Linked DNA regions of Homo sapiens: regions 1, 2 and 4 are each linked to region 3. Evidence: chromatin contacts called from ENCODE Hi-C or POLR2A ChIA-PET data. All regions are on one chromosome and are shown on one strand. Each heading gives the region's core, a stretch centred on a gene start or an enhancer-like site at or near the end of the contact. The rest is flanking DNA. Distances are from core to core; before and after follow the strand shown. Region 1 holds the start of GATD1 (glutamine amidotransferase class 1 domain containing 1). Region 2 holds the start of PGGHG (protein-glucosylgalactosylhydroxylysine glucosidase). Region 3 holds the start of LRRC56 (leucine rich repeat containing 56). Region 4 overlaps EPS8L2 (EPS8 signaling adaptor L2).

Evidence for each region. Hi-C counts contacts between places; a loop is a spot of excess contacts on that map. ChIA-PET counts read pairs that join two places held with the same protein, here RNA polymerase II (POLR2A). Pooled maps may share reads with other maps.
Region 1: a pooled map shows a loop between it and region 3 (12-fold over the local background). The contact joins the promoter of GATD1 here to the promoter of LRRC56 in region 3. A Hi-C loop is called at or near these places in 4 of 37 single-sample maps with no recorded cell type and 9 of 50 pooled maps.
Region 2: a pooled map shows a loop between it and region 3 (3-fold over the local background). The contact joins the promoter of PGGHG here to the promoter of LRRC56 in region 3. A Hi-C loop is called at or near these places in 2 of 50 pooled maps. POLR2A ChIA-PET finds 5 or more read pairs at or near these places in 5 of 52 experiments (A673, GM10248, HepG2 and 2 more).
Region 4: a loop to region 3 is called in a pooled map, with 2.3 times the contacts of the local background. The contact joins the enhancer-like site here to the promoter of LRRC56 in region 3. A Hi-C loop is called at or near these places in 4 of 168 maps with a recorded cell type or tissue (B cell, mammary epithelial cell and naive thymus-derived CD4-positive, alpha-beta T cell), 17 of 37 single-sample maps with no recorded cell type and 15 of 50 pooled maps. POLR2A ChIA-PET finds 5 or more read pairs at or near these places in 12 of 52 experiments (CD4-positive, alpha-beta memory T cell, CD8-positive, alpha-beta T cell, GM12878 and 8 more).

Annotation. Positions count from the first base shown.
Region 1 is chr11:772,781-779,746 of GRCh38, reverse strand. GATD1 (glutamine amidotransferase class 1 domain containing 1) reads left to right here and starts at 2,260. Exons shown (of 8, transcript NM_182612.4): 1 at 2,260-2,348; 2 at 4,605-4,681; 3 at 5,634-5,739; 4 at 6,118-6,225. The coding sequence starts at 2,285. It overlaps LOC124900301, which reads right to left and starts at 2,169. Exons shown (of 2, transcript XM_047427954.1): 1 at 2,052-2,169; 2 at 1-1,630. GATD1-DT (GATD1 divergent transcript) reads right to left here and starts at 2,169. Exons shown (of 2, transcript NR_126343.1): 1 at 2,052-2,169. RefSeq lists silencers at 1,760-1,859, 1,910-2,619, 2,630-2,839.
Region 2 is chr11:287,876-290,375 of GRCh38, reverse strand. PGGHG (protein-glucosylgalactosylhydroxylysine glucosidase) reads right to left here and starts at 1,250. Exons shown (of 14, transcript NM_025092.5): 1 at 1,137-1,250; 2 at 301-572. The coding sequence starts at 559. RefSeq lists silencers at 1,061-1,120, 1,131-1,660 and enhancers at 1,544-2,073, 2,074-2,500.
Region 3 is chr11:536,064-538,993 of GRCh38, reverse strand. It overlaps LRRC56 (leucine rich repeat containing 56), which reads right to left and starts at 1,467. Exons shown (of 14, transcript NM_198075.4): 1 at 1,389-1,467; 2 at 134-396. RefSeq lists an enhancer at 2,759-2,930.
Region 4 is chr11:708,763-715,665 of GRCh38, reverse strand. EPS8L2 (EPS8 signaling adaptor L2) reads right to left here. Exons shown (of 21, transcript NM_022772.4): 2 at 6,215-6,336; 3 at 6,058-6,113; 4 at 5,180-5,244. The coding sequence starts at 6,258. Among named protein-coding and RNA genes, the nearest start is that of EPS8L2, 6.0 kb to the right of the region's middle. RefSeq lists enhancers at 5,030-5,957, 6,885-6,903. Within about 2 kb of position 5,330, at least 13 of the 41 ENCODE cell types and tissues checked have a DNase peak (open chromatin) inside an H3K27ac peak, as active enhancers do.

The DNA.
Region 1 (6,966 bases), core at 1,011-3,510, 240 kb before region 3:
GCCTAGGAACTTCGGGTGCGGTTCCTGCCTCCTGGCTGGCTGCTGCCCTTGGGCTGATGCTATGGCTTGCTGGTGGGGCCCTGGCTGGCCACCCTGACTCCGAATGCCATGAGGGACATGCACTTTCCCAGGATTGGCTGTGCCGGGAACCAGCGATGCCCACACACAGACATGACACCTTGGACTACGGTGGGGACCCAAGGGTACACTAGGGGGCACACCACCTGTGGACACAGGTGCACACACACGCATTAGACTTGCCGCCAGCGTGAGGGCCAAGCCTGGCTTCCAGCTTCCTCCTCCATACTGCTGTTCTAACTTGGGGGAGGGGAAGAGGAATGGGGAGGGGGCTGCTGCAGACTCAGCCCTGCACCTGTGGCTGGTCCAGCTCAGCTCCATCAGGGACACCTTGGGGCCAGTGCAGGTGGGGCTGGGCAAGCAGGTAGACCTGCTCCAACCTGCCCCTCCTGCTCCCGGGTTTGAGGCCCACAGTGTGTGTCTGTGGGGGACAAGATCCTGTGCAGATCCAGAAAGCTCTCCAAGCGGCTAGGCCCAGCCTGTGGTGTGACCGCAGGCCTGCGAGGCTTCAGACACCTCCATCCACTAACACCCCCACCCACCTAACACTGGACACTCACTCAGCTCCGTCCTCTGCTCCCTAACCCAACTCTCGGCCTTGCCTGTACCAGGAGCTCCCAGCTCCCACTTCCCCTGTGGTGGGAGGGCTCTGTGTCAGGTGAGGCAGGGTGCACTGCTTGTCTGACGGGGGTCAGGGACCCTTCTCCAGGCTGGGCCAGGGGGAGCCAGAGGCCAGTGGCTTTTTTTTTTTTTTGAGAAGGAGTCTCAATCTGTCGCCCAGGCTGGAGTGCAGTGGCGCAATCTTGGTTCATTGCAACCTCTGCCCCCGCTGGGTTCACGTGATTCTCCCGCCTCAGCCTCCCAAGTAGCTTGGATGACAGGTGCTGCCACTGCTAATTTTTGTATTTTTCTTAGTAGAGACGGGGTTTCACCATCTTGGCCAGGCTGGTCTTGAACTCCTGACCTCGTGATCCACCCGCCTGGGCCTCCCAAAGTGTTGGGATAACAAGCGTGAGCCACCGCGCCCGGCGGAGGCCAGTGGTTTTCAGGGGGTGTGACCCACAGAATTCCTCACCTTGGCTGTTCCCAACCATGACGGTTCCCCTGGTTGGAGCAGAGGCTTGGTGGGACCTTCATACTGGCAGCAGGGGGCCAGGGACCTGGGCGGCCCGCTCGCCTGCTGGCTCTGTCTCAAGCGCCCTTTTGGCCTCAAAGGGTGCCTGCCTGTCTGCCAACCACTCCACGTGGTCTCACCCCCTCCAACTACAGTCTAAGGAAAAACTGCTTCAGGCCAGGCGCGGTGGCTCACGCCTGTAGTCCTCGCACTTTGGGAGGCCAAGGCAGGCAGATCGCTTTAGATCAGGAGTTCGAGACCAGCTTGGACAACACAGTGAGACCCCCTCTCTACCCAAAACACAAAAAAATTAGCTGGGCGTGGTGGAGTGTGCACCTGGGGTCCCGGTTGCTCAACAGGCTGAGGTGGGAGGATCGCTTGAACACGGTAGGCAGACGCTGTAGTGAGCCGAGATCACGCCACTGCACTCCAGAGGCCCTGTCTCAAAAAAAAAAAAAAAAAAAGAAAAACTGCTTCAATTCTCCTCACCAAAGCCAGCACGCCCGAGGTGTCCCCATCTCAGGAAGTGACACTCCGTCCTCCCAGGAGCTCAGCCCGACGCCCCACAACCCTGCAGGCCTCCCCGCGACGCCCCCGTCCTGGGCCGGCGGAGCCCACCCCGCCTCCTGGACCCCGCCGTCCCCCTCCTAGTCTCCGGGGACACCCGGAGCTTCTGACCCCGCAGCCCCCCGGTCTCCCCTGCTCCTCGGGTGTGGCCACCGGAACACCACGGGCACCTTCGCGCCCCGACACCGCCGCCTGGCTCTGCTGATGCCCGCGCCCCCACCCCAGGCCAAGAGCCCTACCCCGCGCGCGCTCAGACTGCGCATGCGGCCGGGGAGGACCCTCGCGACCCTACCTATTGGCCCCTGCCAGGCTCGGATGCCGAACCCGCCGGGGCCAAAGCAGGCGCGACCTGCGACCGCCCGGGCGCGCGGAGCGGCGGGCAGCCCAGCCGACCCGGACCGGGTACGAACGCGCAGGCGCCCAGTCCCACCCGGCTCCGCCCCCGGCCGCCAGGGCACGTGACCCGCGAACTCCCGGGCGCGCCCAGACGCCGCGCACGCGCAGACCCAGCGCCGAGCCCGAGCCATGGCGTCCGAGCGGCTCCCTAACAGGCCCGCCTGTCTGCTCGTGGCCAGCGGCGCCGCCGAAGGTGAGGCCCGGCGGCCGGGGCCAGTGTCCGAAGAGCGTCCGCGAGGGGGCTGCCCGGGGCGGGAGGTTCGGGACACGGTGGGCGCGCGTCACGTGGCGCCGGAGGCCGAGGCCGCTGGGGGCGCCGGGCAGGGGCCGGGGGAGGGCGGAGCGGGGTCGGTGTCGGGATGGAGCTCGGGGCGGGGACGGGGGCGGGGGTGGGGTCGCGGGTTGGTGGGATGGAGCTCGGGGCGGGGTCGGGGGGTCGTGATGGATCCCGGCGCCGCGTCGCTCCTCCGAGTCTCGTCTGCCCGGCGAGGCGGCCCGGGCCCGACGTTTCTAGCGGAGGGAGCCGCGTGCCTGGGCCTGGTCTCTGAGGCCGCTGCGCTGCGAGAGGGGAGCCCGGGTGTGGGGAGGGGCCATTCCGGGAGTTGACCCAGCTCTGAGGTCGGGCGGCCGCGGGGACCCTGACCTTCTGAGCCACCGGCTTCTGAGGAGACCCGGAGCCCCCTCCTGGAGAAGGCGCCCCGCGGCCCCCGTCCTGGGGCAAGGGTACCAGGGCAGTACTGGCCTGGGGCTCACGCGGGTCGGAGCGCAGCGGGGTGCGTCCCCTGGCGCTGAGCCTGCAGGGTCTCAGGGCAGCAGGGGAGGGATGAGCAGCGGAGCACGAGGGTGCCTGGCCTTGTTCTGAGCCTTTTGGAGAGGGAAGTGAGCAGCCCAAGGTCACCGCACCACGGAGAGGTGGGGGCCGGGGTTGCGACCCAGGGGTCTGCCTCTTGAAGTCTGTAGCTCCTCAAGTGTGGACGGGGAGATGGGGCTGTGGGGTTGTGGCGTCACGATGTGCTGAGCTCCAGGGGTCCTGAGTGATGCCCCCAGACTGCGGGTGGGAGGAGCCTCGAGTGGGGTTCAGTCCTGGGGGGGTGGGTTGGGGCTTGTTTCCAGAGCAGGTAGGCGTGAGGAGGTCCGGCATGTTGAGGACGTGGGGTCTTAGCGCCAGCAGGCTGGGGGCAGCACTTCAGGAGGCCGGAAGGGCGGGCAGCTGGGGGAACAGAGCCTGCGGCAGTCTACTGGGCACTTTGTTTTTCCTCGATAAGTGGACATTTTACAGTGAATATGTATTAACTTATATAAGAATGAAGAGTCTGGGCGCAGTGGCTCACGCCTGTAATCCCAGCACTTTGGGAGGCTGAGGCGGGCGGATCACGAGGTCAAGAGATCGAGACCATTCTGGCTAAAACAGTGAAACTCCGTCTCTACTAAAAGTACAAAAATTAGCTGGGCGTGGTGGCACCCTCCTGTAGTCCCAGCTACTCGGGAGGCTGAGGCAGGAGAATTGCTTGAGCCTGGAAGGTGGAGGTTGCAGTGAGCCGAGATCGCACCACTGCACTCCAGCCTGGCGACAGACCGAGACTCCGTCTCAAAAAAAAAAAAAAAAAAAAAAAAAGAATGAAGATAAAAATGAAGCTGAGGGATTGGGCCCCAGAGTTAAAATAAATGTAGAGAGATACAGCTCACGCTACTTTGGAATAAACTTGTAAGTGCTCTCCGGCAGGCAGGGTGGGCGGGGCTGTGTCCTTCCCCTGGTAGGACAGAGGCCCCCAGAGCCTTCTGGATTGGGTGTGGTGTGTTGAGTTTCTTTTTTAAAAGTTTTTTGAGGGGCCGAAGGATGCTAGGAAGAGCTGGCGGGGGAGGGGTATAATCCCAGAACCCTTGTGAGGAAAGGGTCCCTCTGAGCGGCTTCCCTGGAAGGGGTGAGGGGGGGCCAGGACACTTCTGCGTTCTCCATGGTGCCTGAGGGCCTGAGTCCCTGGTGGTTCAGTGAGAGGATGAGCTGAACTCTGTGACCCTCACACCCGGGTTTGCCTTTCAGAAAGGTCTCTCGTGGCTCTGTTAGCACTAGGATGAGGCTGGGGTGTGGGAGTGGCATGGACAGTTGAGGTGGGCTGCATCCTCTCCCAGCTTCTGGCTGAGGCTGGAGGTGACAGTGCCAGGCTGGGGAAAGAGCCCGCCATGGGGGATGCAGGCCCGGGGATGGCCTACCGTTCTGGCAGACCTGGCTGTGCCCCTCTGACTCATGCCTTCCCAGCTTCCTTCTCCTGGACGTGAATGGGTGGCTGGCCCTGCCCCAGGGCTTCAAGTAGTCGTTCTTGGGTGTAGGGGAGAGGGCTGCTCCTCAGCGTGTTCTGGGGTCAGTCGAGGCCATGGGGGTGTCTGGGTAGCCCCCTGAGGCGGGGCACGCTAGTCCTGTCGAGCCCACACTCACTGGGACCTTCTGCAGGTGTGTCGGCCCAGTCCTTCCTCCACTGTTTCACGATGGCCAGCACCGCCTTCAACCTGCAGGTGGCCACCCCTGGGGTAAGTCCAGCCTCTCCTTCCCCACTGGACACTTGGGGTCTGTCTCCACCTCTCCGGGGGCAAGGTCAGGAGACTGCCGCCGCGGCCTGGGAGGAGTGGGGAGCCCCTGCAGTTGGTGGAGGGGTGAAGAGTCTGTAACCAAACCCTGGTGGCGTCCCCCTGTCCCAGTCCCCATTTCCTGGGCTCTGATCCCCCATCTGTGATGAGGGAGACCTTTTCTTTTCCTTTTTTTTTTGAGATGGAGTTTCGCTCTTGTTGCCCAGGCTGGAGTGCGGTGGTGCGATCTCGGCTCACCACAACCTCCGCCTCCCGGGTTCAAGCAGTCCTCCTGCCTCAGCCTCCCGAGTAGCTGGGATTACAGGCATGCGCCACCACGCCCAGCTCATTTTGTATTTTTAGTAGAGATGGGTTTTCACCGTGTTGGCCAGGATGGTCTCGAACTCCCAACCTCAGGTGACCCACCCGCCTCGGCCTCCCAAAGTGCTGGGATTATAGGCGTGAGCCTCTGCACCCAGCCCAAGGGAGACCTTTTTGCTGTGGGTCTGTGCTTCTGCACGTGTGTGAGGAGGAGACCAAGGCGCAGCCCTGGTGTGAGGGGCACATGTTTCCACTGGGAGGAATTCTCCACCCTCTGATCGTGGGGGACCCAGGGATATCAGATGTACATAAGTCATAGTAAGGATGCATTATGTATTTGTCACTGCGGGTTTTTGTTTATTTATTATGTATAAAAATTTTTGGTTGGTGGGTTGGCTAGGAAATAAACCACTGAGGCTGCTGCTGGGACAGGCTCCCCGACCCTGGGAGATCCCGTGAAGGAGGCTGGGTGGTCGGGGGCCTTTGTGCCTCAGGGGGATGCTGTTGGGTCCCTTGTCAGCTTTTTCAGGCTCCCTCTGAGCCGACAGGGATATCCCTGGTGCTGACCCTCGGCCCCTGGGCTCTGCTTCTCCAGGGGAAAGCCATGGAATTTGTGGATGTGACTGAGAGCAATGCACGCTGGGTGCAAGACTTCCGCCTCAAGGCTTACGCCAGCCCCGCCAAGCTCGAGTCCATCGATGGTAGGCCCGGGACCCACTCCTTGGGGGTGGGGTGCCTGGGACCTTGGAGGGTCAAGGGTTCCAGATAGGTTTGGGGTCTTAGTGAGCTCCCTAGCTCAGCCCCTGAAGCCCTGTGACCATTTGGGGCAGCCTCCAGCCCCACATCCTGGGCCCCAGAGTTTCTGAGCCCCTCTGGGGAGGAGAGTTGGTGAGTGTGTGGAGACAGGAAAGTCAGGGGGGCCCTTGGGAGCTGTAGCCCATGGAGGAAAAGGGACAGATGACATCACCAGGCTGGCTGGTCCCTGTGGAGGGTCTGTCCTGGCCACGCACTCGGGCCTGGTCCTGCAGGTAGTCTCACTTTGACATGTGGCTGCTACCTGGTTTGTGGTCTCCCCCCAGGTGCCCGGTACCATGCCCTCCTGATCCCCAGCTGTCCTGGGGCCCTGACCGACCTGGCCAGCAGTGGCTCCCTGGCCCGTATCCTGCAGCACTTCCACTCTGAGAGCAGTAGGTGACCCCTGGGACCCAGGGGAGGGGTTGGATGTGCAGTGTCACAAGAAATGGGTCTCCCACCAGCAGAAGAGAGGTGGGAAGACTCCAGGTAGGCGTTTCTGGATCTCTGGTCAGTGGCCACTGCAGTGGTTGTGGGCAGGAGGCAGGGACTGCCCCTTCCCCCGACACACACAGACTTTGTCGTCTCCTGGTGACCATCTTGCAGGCCTCTGGGTGGGCTCCCGAGGGTGGGTGGCCATGCCCTCCTGAGCAAGGCAGGACACCGGCCTGATTCCTTCTGGGAAAGCCTGGCATCCAGGGCTGGGCTTGGGGCTCAAGGCCAGCAGGGGTGCAGGGAGGAAGGCTGTTTGAGGAGACCTGGCAGCTGCCCCGGCTCCGGGTTGGGCTGTGATGAGTGTGTCCACTGGCCGGGGTGGACAAGCCAGCGCTCTACACAGCACCCTTTGTGTGTTGGAGTGGGGCCGCCGTCCCCAGCATGGCCTGGACAGGCAGCAATTGTTTGTGGCCACCTCAGCCGTGGGAACACACTCAGCCTTTCGGATGGAGCCAGGATGTCCCCACTGCAAGGCACAGGCATTGCCTCAGGCTACCTCCCACCTGCCCAGGGGCGTCCTGTCTAGCCGGGGAGGGGCCTTTCCCACAGTGCCTGCCAGGCTATGCAGTGGGGCTGCCGGGCAGCGTCCTAGGGTTTGGTAAACAGACCTGGAACCTCAGGACCTCCTCTCTGCGTGTGTC
Region 2 (2,500 bases), core at 1-2,500, 250 kb after region 3:
GCGAAGGCAGGTGGGTTGCCAAGCTATGGCCTCTCTGGGGCAGGAGTGGACCACCCGACCGCTGCCTCTCCCCACAATGAGGCGGATCCCTCTGGGCCCTCGGCTGCTCGTTCCCGCTACAGCTGCACAGGAGGCCTCCAGGTGGAGGGAAGGGGGGACCCTGCGGGCCTCTGGGGCCTCCTGTCTTAGTGAGACTTCCTGTGTAAACTCAGGAGGTGCTGGTGGGATTCGATGCTGTGGTTGCCCCACCGACCTGGAACAATGCCTGGGGCAGGGGTGAGGCAGGCCAGGTGGCGCTACCTGTGTTGGTGTCCAGGGCGAAGGTCTCGGTCAGCTGCTCCCCCATCCCTGCAGGGGCCTCCAGCCGGACGTTGAGGGGGCTGGGCAGCATGGCCCGGTGCGTGTCCCCGCCAGCCCCATTGTACACGCCGCTCACGTGCAGCGTGTCGTGAAACACTCGTGTGCCCAGGTATGCGTTGGTCACAGTGGCCAAGAGACGGGGGTCACTGGGCAGAGAGTGGGCAGCAAACGTGGTGGGGTCCTCGCCGGCGTCCTCCATGGAGCTGCTGGGCCTGAGCGGCCTGATGGGGTGTCAGGGGCCGCGGGACTGGCTGGGCCTCCCTCTTGAGACCGTCTGTAATCCCCTGAAGCCTCCCTCAGAACTGGGGGGAGTTGCGGAACCAGCTGGGCAGCCCCGATTTTCCTGAGGCCCCTCCTAGACGGGGCCTCGCAGGAAAGGAGCTCGACTCTCAGAGGGGCTCAGACCCCAAAGGTTGATCTCCAGGAACCCAGCTGAGCCCCTGAGTGTGTCTCTCCCTCCTGCTACCTTAGAATTCCAGTCCTAACCCTGCTTTCCAAACGCACCCCCCACAACCCCGGTCTTGCCCCCACCCTCTGTGGTCGGGACCTGCGTCTGTTGGTGGCACGTGGGGGCGGGCGTGTGTGGAGGGTGGGGGGAGCGCTGGGCGGGATGGGGGAGGGAGTCCGGGGCTGCCGGGGCGCCGGGCGGGTGGGGGTCTCGGGGGTGTAGGCGGCTGGGGCAGGCGCGGGTGGGGGAGGGAGGATGGGGCGACCGGGGGCTGGGGGGACGGGCCGGGGCGGCCGGGAGCTGCGGGGCGGGGGCCTCTGGGACTCACCGCAGCCCCACCCGGTCGCCGGGCGCCAGCGTGGGAACCTGTGTCCCTCTGCTCCACGCCAGGGCCGGGAGGAAGGAGGAGCCGCCCGGCTGCCGCGCCACCAGGAAGGTCCGCGGTCCCCGCCCCGAGGGCCCGGGCGGTCGCTGGGAGGCGGGGGCGGTCCCTGGGCGGCGGGGGCGGTCGCTGGGCCGGGCCCGGGGGCGGGACGTGGACTCGCGGCCGCGGCCCCGGCTCCCCTCGGTCCCCGCTGGCAGCGGCCGCGTGGGTCGCGTCCGGGGGCCTGGCGTTCCCTGCACGAAGCGCCCTGAGTGAGCAAAGCTCGAGCCTGGACCCCGAGCTGCGTCCCGGGGCGGCTGTGGGTGGGGCCCGCGGGCCGGGGGTTCCCTCCCGCGCCTCCTCCCTCCGCCCGCGCCCCCGGCCGCCTCCACCTGGGTCCTCGCCTCGCTGTCGCCCGAGGGCTCGGGGGCGCTCCGAGGCCAGCGAGACTCCAGCCCCAGCCGGCGCCCGGGTTCTCGACACCGTCCGGAGAAAGAACTCGGGGTCGGGTCAGAAGGAAGCGAGAGGCTGGAAGCGAAGCGAAGGCACAGACCCGCCGCGCTCGGCGGAGCTTGGGTTTCCTCCCTGGGGGGCGGAATGATCTTTAGGGATTCTGGAAACGAAGGGGACTTCAGGGAACCCCGGCCCCCGCCGCGCCTGCCCCTTCTCCCTTATTGGGCGTTTTGCCGGGAAGGCTCATGGACGTCTCACTCGCACGGGTGTTTGGCCGTTTTCTCGCTCTCGTTTTGGGTTTTCTGTTAAACTGCGGTCCCTTTGCCTCGGTCCTGGTGCAGCTGCTGCTTGGGTTTTCCATCCTCCTGAGACCACCGGTGCAATTCCCAATTCCCATCTCAACGCCACCGCCCACCCGGACGCCGCTGGGCTCAGCCCTGGGCCCGCTCGTCCCGGTATCTCACGCTCCCTGACCCGGCCTCAATGTCCTGACCACTCGGTGCAGCCGGAGACGCCGGGGTCCAGCACGTGCTCGGAAGCCTGCTGCTCCCACAGGGTCCCCAGCACAGGTGAGGACGACTCCGCCCGTCCCGCTGCCCAGGCCGTGAGCCCCGGTTTCTCTCTGTCACCCACACAGCATCCAACCTATGGACAGGTCCTGTGGCTCCACCTCCAACACGCCGTGGGCCCACACCTCCTCCTGGAGTGGCTCAGTCGCTCCCAACTTACGCCTTTGTTGAGAACAGAACCCCCACAACATTTAAGGCAGGCCCTGCACTCTGCCCAGAAGGCAGCCATGGCGCCCAACTCACGGAGGACGATCCAAAAGCGCTCCTCACGCAAGCTCCACCCGGCGCAAACCCCCTCCTGCAACT
Region 3 (2,930 bases), core at 218-2,717:
TCCTCCTCCCTGACCACCTTCATGTGTCTTCAGTCTGGACCTGGACTGATCCCCTGACTGCACTCCCCACCCAGCCTTCCCAGATTTATCTTCCTGATGAGACGAGTTCCCTTCGGAGCCCTGTGTGTCTTACTACGTGTTCGGTTGAGGGCCTGCCTCGCCCCAGAGCTGTGGGCTGCACGTGGCCTGCACGTGGCCTGCGTGCTCCTCTGCTGTCCACAGTCGCAGGAGGGGATGCTCAAATATTTGTCGAAGGAATCCGTGAACAGGCAGATGCACATGTAGCCACTTAGAACGTTCTGGCCATGGCTTTTATCTGTTGACCACGTGTGGACACTGAAGATGCATCCTCTCCATCCCGTCTAGAGCTGCCCCTGTGCCAGGCGAGTTGGCCGGCTGTTGACAGAGGTGGTGGGTGGGAGTGTTGGAGCGGGGCAGTGGCTCAGGCTCTGGGTGCCTCACTGGCCTGGTCTGGAAGGTGACCATGCACCAAGGATCAAAGAAGTGAAGCCCAAAGCAGAATCTCATGGAGTTTCCAGCCCAAATCTCCCCCACTGCCTGCCTTTCTCCAGCCAGTGCAAGGCCCCAGGCCTCACAGCAGGACCCCAACACTGCATCCCCCCAAAGACTCTGGCCACCTCCATCCCAGGCCTGCCAGCCTCGAGCCTCATGGAGGGCGTGAGCTGGCGGGGTCACGGGCAGCCCCTGGACACCTATGGGTGACACTAAGGGCTGAGTCAGCTACCCTTGTCTCCTCTGTGCCCAAGAGCCCCAAGCATCAGACTGGTCTGAGCCCCAAGGCCTGGGGGTGCAAGGGGTTGGAGGCTGTGGGATCCAAAGACCCCATTGAACTCCCACCTCAGACACTGCACCTAGTGTTCTCACCCAGGCCTGAACCCATCCACACACTTCACGGCCCTGCTCCCACCCTGTGTCCCCTCTGCAAGCCCCCATGCTCCCCAAATTGGTAACTGGGGGGCCTGTCTCCACACCCCTGCTAGTGCCATTCCCTGGTGGGTAGCCATCACCTCTGGGTCCCCTGCTGCCCTCGCCCCTTCACCATGGGGGCTCGGAAGGCAGAGCCCGCTCCCCTCCTGAGCCCCACCCTGGAACCCTGAGCACCCTGGGTCATTGCCTCTGAGTCTCCCTCAGGGGCAGGGCTTGGGGCCCCTCCTGTCTCCTGACAGGGAGCCCTTTCAGTGCAGGGCCAGGGGGTGGTGGAGGCAAGGGTCCTCAGGGGACCAGATCTGACATGCGGGGCCATCACTGGGTCCCCGATGGCTGTGCTGCTTCGTCCCCGCGCCCACGCCTCGGCGCAGGTTCCCTCCTGGCACCGGTCATAGGGCGAGGCTTGCGGCTCCCACCCCAAGGGTGCGCTCGGCTCTCACCTGAGGGCTCAGCCTAGGTGTCCGGCCCTGGCAGCTCGGCCCTGGGCGCCCTCCACCTCCAGGCGCTGTCTCCTACTCCAGGCTGTTCTTCCGGCCGCCGCGGGGTTGCGGCCTGGGCGCCATAGCAACGGGAGCCAGGCCTCATTTGAATACGCAAATATTTATAAGTCGCCGGGGGCTCGGGTTCCGTGCGGCTGAGCCACGCCCCTTAGCAACGGTCGCTAGGGCGGGGCCACGTGGACTGGCACGTGCGTGGGCGCCCCTGCTGCGGGCGATCCCAGGGGAAGGTGACGCGCCACCAACTCGAGTTGGGTGGGCGCAGGCGCGTCAGGTGCCAGCTTCCTGCGGCTCCGTGCCTGGGCCGTCGCGATGCACGTGTCGCGTTTCCTCGCGATCCTGGCGCTTCCCACGCGGGGCGGGTAAAGGCGGTCTCTGCTGGAGGCTCGCGCCCACCTTTCCCAGGTGGAAGGGTCGCCCCTGGGGCCGAGGCCTGCCGTCCTGACCTTCGGTTGGAAGTGAGGCCGACGGCAAAAGGAAGCACCGGGGGAAGCGCCCCCGAGGACCAGGAAACACACACCGGACGCCGGAGCGCACCCGAGTGCCCGGCCCGCGGGACACGCTGCCGCCCGCCGTCCAGTCGCCGCTTCTCACTCGCGTTCATGCGTGTCCGCCCCGAGCCGAGCTCTGACTGCGACCGCGCGGTGGACGGACGGCAGGCGGGACCCCCGGGACCGCACGTGGGTGGAGCCCCGGGTCAGCAGCGACCGGCGCAGGAGGGCGAGGCGGGCGCTGGACTGGGCAGAGGCAGGGTTTGCCTGACTGTAAAACGCCTTTTTTGTTTTGAGACGAAGTAGCGCTCTGTTGCCCAGTGCAGTGGCGCGATTTCGGCTCACCGCAACATCCGCCTCCCGGGTTCCAGCGATTCTCCTGCCTCAGCCTCCCGAGTAGCTGGGACTACAGGCGCGCGCCACTGCAGCCGACTAATTTTTTGTGTTTTTAGTAGAGACAGGGTTTCATCATGTTGGCCAGGCTGGTCTTGAACTCCTGACCTCAAGTAATCCACCCGCTTAGGCCTCCCGAAGTGCTGGGATTATAGGCGTGAGCCACCGCGCCCGGCCCTTTTTGTTTTTTAATGAGGATGTATTTCTGATTCCTTTGCAATTTTAAAAAATGTTAAAAACATGTCTTTTTGGGTTTGAAAGAGCTAGGATGTGCGTCTATGTGCTTGGGGTGAGCCCTGGGCACTTCGCTCCCCTGTGGCAACTTGTGGGTACGGTTTAACTGGACCACGCTGAGCTTCTGCAGCGTTGGAACCTCAAGTTTGGGGGGACTGGGCGGGCAGGGTCGCCTGCCACGCAGGCCCGAGAAAGAGGAGAGTGGTGGAGGGGGCGTTCTCACGCCTGGCCCCAGGGCACACGGCTGCGCCCGCCGCCCGGAACCCCACCGGGGCTGCAAGCGTCCTCGGGGTGGGTTGCGGTGGGAGTAGGGGAGCTGGGGTGCGTGGTGGTAGGTGGGGTGCGCGGCCGCTCCACCTGCGCGGAA
Region 4 (6,903 bases), core at 4,081-6,580, 170 kb before region 3:
CTGGGCGACAGAGCAAGACTCCATTTCAAAAAAAAAAAAAAAAAAAACAAAAGAAAAAGATAAAGTGAATCAAATAAAACCCACAGTAAGTGGAAGGTAGAAAATTAAGAGGAGGTCAACGCACTTTACACAGACTACTGACAGACACAAATCAACAGAGCCCAAAGTTAGTTATGAGAAGGTTAATAAACTTGGTAAATCCCTAGCAAGCCTGATCAAGAAAAATACTAGAGAAAACACAAATTCTCAAAAACCAGAACAAAAGAGGGGGCATCACTACAGATCTTACAGGCAGGAGAGGGGATTAATAACCGAAACCTTCCCACAAAGAAAATCCTGTGCTCCGAGGGCAGCACTGGCAAATCCTAACAAATATCTAAGGAAGAAACAATAACAAGCTTTCACAAACTCTTTTTTTTTTTTTGAGACAGAGTCTCACTCTGTCTCCCAGGCTGGAGTGCAGTGGCGCAATCTCAGCTTACTGCAAGCTCCGCCTCCGGGGTTCACGCCATTCTCCTGCCTCAGCCTCCCGAGTAGCTGGGACTACAGGCACCCGCCATCCCACCTGGCTAATTTTTTGTATTTTTAGTAGAGACGGGGTTTCACCATGTTAGCCAGAATGGTCTTGATCTCCTGACCTTGTGATCTGCCCACCTCAGCCTCCCAAAGTGCTGGGATTACAGGCATGAGCCACCGCGCCCGGCCCACAAACTCTTTCTGAAAACAGAAGAGGAGGGAATACTTCCCCACCCATTTTATAAAACCAACATAACCCTGCCACACAACCTGCCATAGGCATTATACGAAAATTACAGACCAGTACCTCTAATGGACATCAACACAAAATACCCCTAACAACAATATTACCACATCAGTCCCTCAACACAGGAAAAAGGATCACACACTTGGAATAAATGAGGATTAGGCTGGTTCAACATTCAAAACAGTCAATCAGTGTGGTCCAGTACATTGAGACTGTCTCAAAAAAAAATAAAATAAAATAAAATAAATATAAAATAAAATTTAAAAATTAAATAAAAAAATAAATAAAATAAAATAAAATAAAATAAAATGGATCCTGGCCCTAAACGCAAAAGCCTACACTGGGAAGCATCCAAAAGAAAACACAGGAACTGGCCCAGCGCGGCGGCTCACGCCTGTAATCCCAGCACTTTGGGAGGCTAAGGCTGGTGGATCACCTGGGATCAGGAGTTCGAGACCAGCCTTGCCAACATGGTGAAACCCCATCTCTGATGAAAATACAAAAAATGAGCCGGGCATGGTGATGGATTCCTGTAATCCCAGATACTCAGGAGGCTGAGGCAGGAGAATTGCTTGAACCCAAGAGGTGGAGGTTGCAGTGAACCAAGATCACGCCACTGCACCCCAGCCTGGGTGACACAGCAAAGCTCCACCTCAAAAAAAAAAAGAAAAAAGAAAAGAAAAAGAAAACACAGGAACTTCCACAGTGAATTCCTAATTTACAAAAAATAAAAGAAAACACGGAAGAAATCTCCAGAAATTTGGTCAAAGGATGACTTCTTAGGATGCCAAAAACCCTAAACCATAAAAGAAAAACACATACGAATGGACATCATAAAAATTAATTTCCACTTATCAAACCACAATGATGGAGGCCGGACGCAGTGACTCAGTCCGTCATCCCAGCACTTTGGGAGGCAGGTGGATCACCTGAGGTCAGGCACTGGGGACCAGCCTGGCCAACATAGTGAAAACAGGTGGATCACTTGAGGTCAGGCGTTGGGGACCAGCCTGGCCAACATGGTGAAACCCCATCTGTACTAAAAATACAAAAATTAGGCCAGGCACGGTGGCTCACGCCTGTAATCCCACCACTTTGGGAGGCTGAGGTGGGTGGATCAATTGAGGTCAGGAGTTCAAGACCAGCCTGGCCAACATGGTGAAACCCCATCTCTGCTAAAGATATAAAAAATTAGCTGGGTGTGGTGGTGCGTGCCTGTAATCCCAGGTACTGGGGAGGCTGAGGCAGGAGAATCACTTGAACCCTTGAGGCGGAGGTTGCAGTGAACCAAGATCACGCCACCGCACTCCAGCCTAGGTGACAGGGTGAGACTCTGTCTCAGAGAAAAAAAAATTTAGCCAGGCGTGGTGGCGGGCGCCTGTAGTCCCAGCTACTCAGGAGGCTGAGGCAGGAGAATGGTTTGAACCTGGGAGGCAGAGGTTGCAGTGAGCTGAGATCGCGCCATTGCACTCCAGCCTGGGTGACAGAGCGAGACTCCGTCTCAAACACACAAACAAACAGAAACTGTGGTGATGAAGGCAGGCAGGTGTTGCCAGAGGTTGGGGGTAGCCACCAAGGTCGGGGATTCACAGGTTTGGAGTGATGGGGCTGATGGGTCGACTATGGTGGCAACAGAACCACACCCCCACGTACACATGGCTTTTACTGTGTGATAACTTAGAAAAAAGCAAACCATGGACCCGGGCTCAGGTGCCCCCCACCCACTGTCAGGGCCAATCTGATCCGGCCCCCACCTGGCTGGAGAGACTTCCCACCAGACTCTCACCCTCTCTCTGGTCCCCAGTGTCCTCATCGGGGAGAGGCAGGAAAGCCCCACCCACCCTCCACTCCTCACTCTGTTGGCCTCTGGGCAGACGAGGCTCCTGCTGGCTGGGGGCCAGGCCAGGCCAGCTGGGGCCAAAGTCCAGGAGCCAGGCTGAGAGGCCCCAGGCTCCTCCCGAAGAGGGCAGAGTCCCTGAGAAAGGTGGTGGAGCTGCCCAGGAAGAGGGGACTAAAGTGAACTCGGCCACTGCTCTGTGCCTTCCCCTGGACACTGAGCTGGCCGAAGTCACCAGCCTGGCTGTATGCAGGGTCTAGCTGCCCAGGCTGCTGGGAGGGCCCTGGTCACCCAAAACAGCCCGATTCAAGAGCTCAGGGACTCCTGATGGCTCTTTGGACCCATTGTACAGACGAGGAAACTGAGGCTCAAAGAGTAGTGACCTGTCTCACCTCTGCAGGTGTGGAGGACAGCAAGGGGGAACCAGGGGGCATTTTGGGCCCCCAGCCAGGGCTGTTTGTGGCAGAAAGGACTGGTCCTGCAGGAGGACCCAGCTCCAGGCTCCCTCACCCTCCCTCCTTTTCCTAGTCCTGTAGGCTTGGACCACAACCGGAAGCCCAGCTCGCACCCAGGCTTGGACGACAACCGGGAGCCCAGCTCGCACCCAGGCTTGGACGACAACCGGGAGCCCAGCTCGCACCCAGGCTTGGACGACAACCGGGAGCCCAGCTCGCACCCAGGCTTGGACCACAACCGGGAGCCCAGCTCGCACCCAGGCTTGGACCACAACCGGGAGCCCAGCTCGTACCCAGGCGCAGGGGCCTTTTTTTTTTTCCTTTTGAGATGGAGTCTCGCCCTGTCCCCCAGGCTGGAGTGCAGTGGCGCAATCCCGGCTCACTGCAACCTCCATTTCCCGGGTTCTAGTGATTCTCCTGTCTCAGCTTCCCAAGTAGCTGGGACTACAGGCTCCCACCACCACGTCCAGCTAAGTTTTGTAGTTTTAGTAGAGATGGGGTTTCACCATGTTGGTCAGGCTGGTCTCGAACTCCTGACGTCAGGTGATCCACCCGCCTCGGCCTCCCAAAGTGCTGGGATTACAGGTATGAACAACCGCGCCTGGTCCCTTTTTTTTTTCTCTTTTTTGAGATGGAGTCTCGCTCTGTTGCCCATGCTGGAGTGCAGTGGTGTGATCTCGGCTCACTGCAACCTCCGCCTCCTGGGTTCCAGTGATTCTCCTGCCTCAGCCTCCCGAGTAGCTGGGATTATAGGTATGCACCACGACGCCTGGCTAATTTTGTATTTTCAGTAGACATGAGGTTTTGCCATGTTGGTCAGGCTGGTCTCAAACTCCTAACCTCAGATGATCCACTCACCTCAGCCTCCCAAAGTGCTGGGATTACAGGCGTGAGCCACCGCGCCTGGCCTAAGACTCTGTTGCCCAGGCTGCTGGAGGGCCGTGGTGGGATCCTCCTGCCTGAGCCTCCCAAGTAGCTGGACTACGAGCTCACACTACCAGGCCTGGCTAGGAGGGGGGAGGATTGCTTGAGCCTAGGAGTTTGAGACCAGCCTGGGCAACATAGGGAGACTTCCATCTCCACAAAAAAATAAAATAATTAGATGGGCATGGTGGGGCCAGCCTGTAGGCCCAGCTACTGGGGAGGCTGAGGTGAGGGGATCACTTGAGTCCAGGAGGCGGAGGCTGTAGTGAGCCAAGATCGCACCACTGCACTCCAGCCTGGGCACCTGGGTGACAGAGCTAGACCCTGTCTCAAAATGAAAGAAAGAAAAGAAAAGAGAGAGACAGAGAGAGAGAGAAAGAAAGGAAGAAAAAAAGACACACACACACACACACACACGCACGCACGCACACACGCACACACGCACACAAAACCCCCCAAAAAAACATTTCCTGAGTTCTCCGTGTCAATGAAACTGACCTAGGAGAACAGAAAAGCCCTCAGGGCTGGCGGCTGGTCCGGCGCGTGCAGGCAGCCCCGTCTGAGCCCTGAGAAGCAGCCCGGGCCTCCCTGAATCCCCCATCAAGGGCGTCTTTGTTCTGCCTGCTCCCTCCCGATACAGTTCCTCGTTTTGGGGCCAGGATGATCATCTCCTCCAGGGGCTCTTCCCATCCAGGGCTGGGCAGCAGCCACAGTGTTTTCCCGGCACACCCTGGGCTGCCTCACCCCCCAGGCCGCGAGTTCCCAGGACTGGAACCAGAGGGGCGCTTTCCCCGGCCCCGTGGCTGAGCCCGGGACAGTGTGGGCAGTTCTGGCTCTGGCCTCCCCCGGCCCCGTGGGTGTCAGAAGCTGGGCTGACCACTCTCCCTGGAGCTTTCCTCCCTTCCTCCCTTCCTCCCTTTCTCTCTTTCTCTCTTTCTCTCTTTCGTTTTGAGACAGGGTCTAGCTCTGTCACCCAGGTGCCCAGGCTGGAGTGCAGTGGTGCGATCTTGGCTCACTACAGCCTCCGCCTCCCGGGCTCAAGTGACCCCCTCGCCTCAGCCTCCCCAGTAGCAGGGCCTACAGGCCGGCACCACCATGCCCGTCTAATTATTTTATTTTTTGTGGAGACGAGAACCTGAGGACAGCCATGTCCTGAGGGTGCTCCCTGGGGGCGGAGCCTACCTGGGGGCGGGGCCTTACCTGGACGTGGTACTGCGAGGTCTCGTGCATGATGACGTTGGAGTTGGAATACTTCTTCCTCTGCTCTGAACCGGGAGACACCAGTCACTCCCCCGACGGGCAGGACCCACAGCCTCCCGTCCAGTTGGGACTGGACCCACAAGGGAAGGTGGAGTCAAGCGGAGGGAGGCTGCTCCGTGGACCTCTTGGCCACCAGGAAGGATGTGGGTGTGAAATCAGGACCTGCAGGAAGCCCCCTCCCTCCCTCCAGGGAAGCCCCCTTGGAGAAGGACGCAGCTCGGAGAAGGCGATGGGCTTGCTCTGAGTGGAGTGGGGACCAGCAGCCTGTGCCCGGGGGGTTTCTGTCCCGGAGGGTGAGGGGACAGGAAGGGGGTCCCAGCCCGGCTTCTTCCCACTCTGAGAGCTGCCAGCTTCACTCTCCCTGCCCTCCCAGGTCTTCTCGCTTTCCAGACTAGGCACCTTGTCCAAAGACATAAGTGAAGGGTGCATCTAGCTAGCGAGAGGGCAGGGTCGTCTCTGGGGAAGGGCAGAGTGGGGGGAGGTGGGGGCTGGCCAGGCCCCCCTCCTGGAGCAGACACCTGGCGGCTTATCCTGCCTGAACCTCGCTGTGATCAGGTTACAGCAATGAGTGCAGCGGAATCAATATTGATGCTCCCTGAATTATTAGTAAAGGCCTCTCCCCTTACGGGTGTGGGGGAGGGGATCCAGTGGCCAGGAGCTTTCGGAAGGTTGATTAGGGTCCAGAGGCCTCCCTGGGCACCCGGAGATCCCCTGGGCCAGACCAGGCACAGCTGTGGGGCAGGAGCAGCTGTCCCCCACCTGGATGCAGTGCCCATTTCTCCCCTGTGACGTCCAGCCCGTTCTCAAACCTCACTCACCAAACAGGTCCTTGGGGCTCATCTTGGCCACACCGTCGGACCGGCCCAGGCTGCCACTGCAGGGGAGGGGCTGTCAGGGCAGGGCCAAACTGCACCCCTCCCTGGGGACTGTTCAGAGGGTGAGGGTGGGGTATTCGGGATGGGTGGGAGGGCTCACTTGGTGGCACCCGGGCAGCAGCTCACGGCCCCGGACTGGCTCATGGTGTCTTGGGTGGCGGCCAGCGGGAGAAGGGCAGACCTCAGTGTGGCCCCGGTCTGAGGCCAGTGCCTGTCCCACACCTGGGTGGACAGAAGGGCTGCGCTGACACTTCCTCCGGCCTGGCTGGTTCCTCCCCTCCTTCCCTGGGCCAGATCCCTGACTGGCCTGGCCTGGGTGGGGGTCCCTTGGGGGGCAGAGCCCCTGCCCGACATCCCAGTTGGCCCCACGTCCCAGTTGGCCCCACGTCCCAGTTGACAGTCGATCAGCCTCGTCATGCCTCAGACCCTAGGTGCTCCACAGGGACCCCCCAGAGGCTGACTGGGAGGCTCTGACAAGGGCCCTGGGGGCAGAAGGCGCCTTCCAAGCTGGGCAGCATGGAGTTTAAGGCCCTGGTGCTGTGGGGAGGGGGGTGGGATGGGTAAGGGGAGGGGGATGAGGTGGGAGTGTGGGGGGAGGGGGGTGCGGTGGGGGTTGGGGGAGGGCGGGTGGGAGCTGCAGGATGGCAGGAGAGGTGAGGCTGGAGTTGGGGTAGGTCCTGAAGTCCAGAGGGAGCCCGGCTCTAGCCGCCACTCCTGCCCCACCCCAGGCCTGCACCCCAAGGGGCTCCTGCACCCACATGTGGACTTGCCACCCACACATGCCACCTC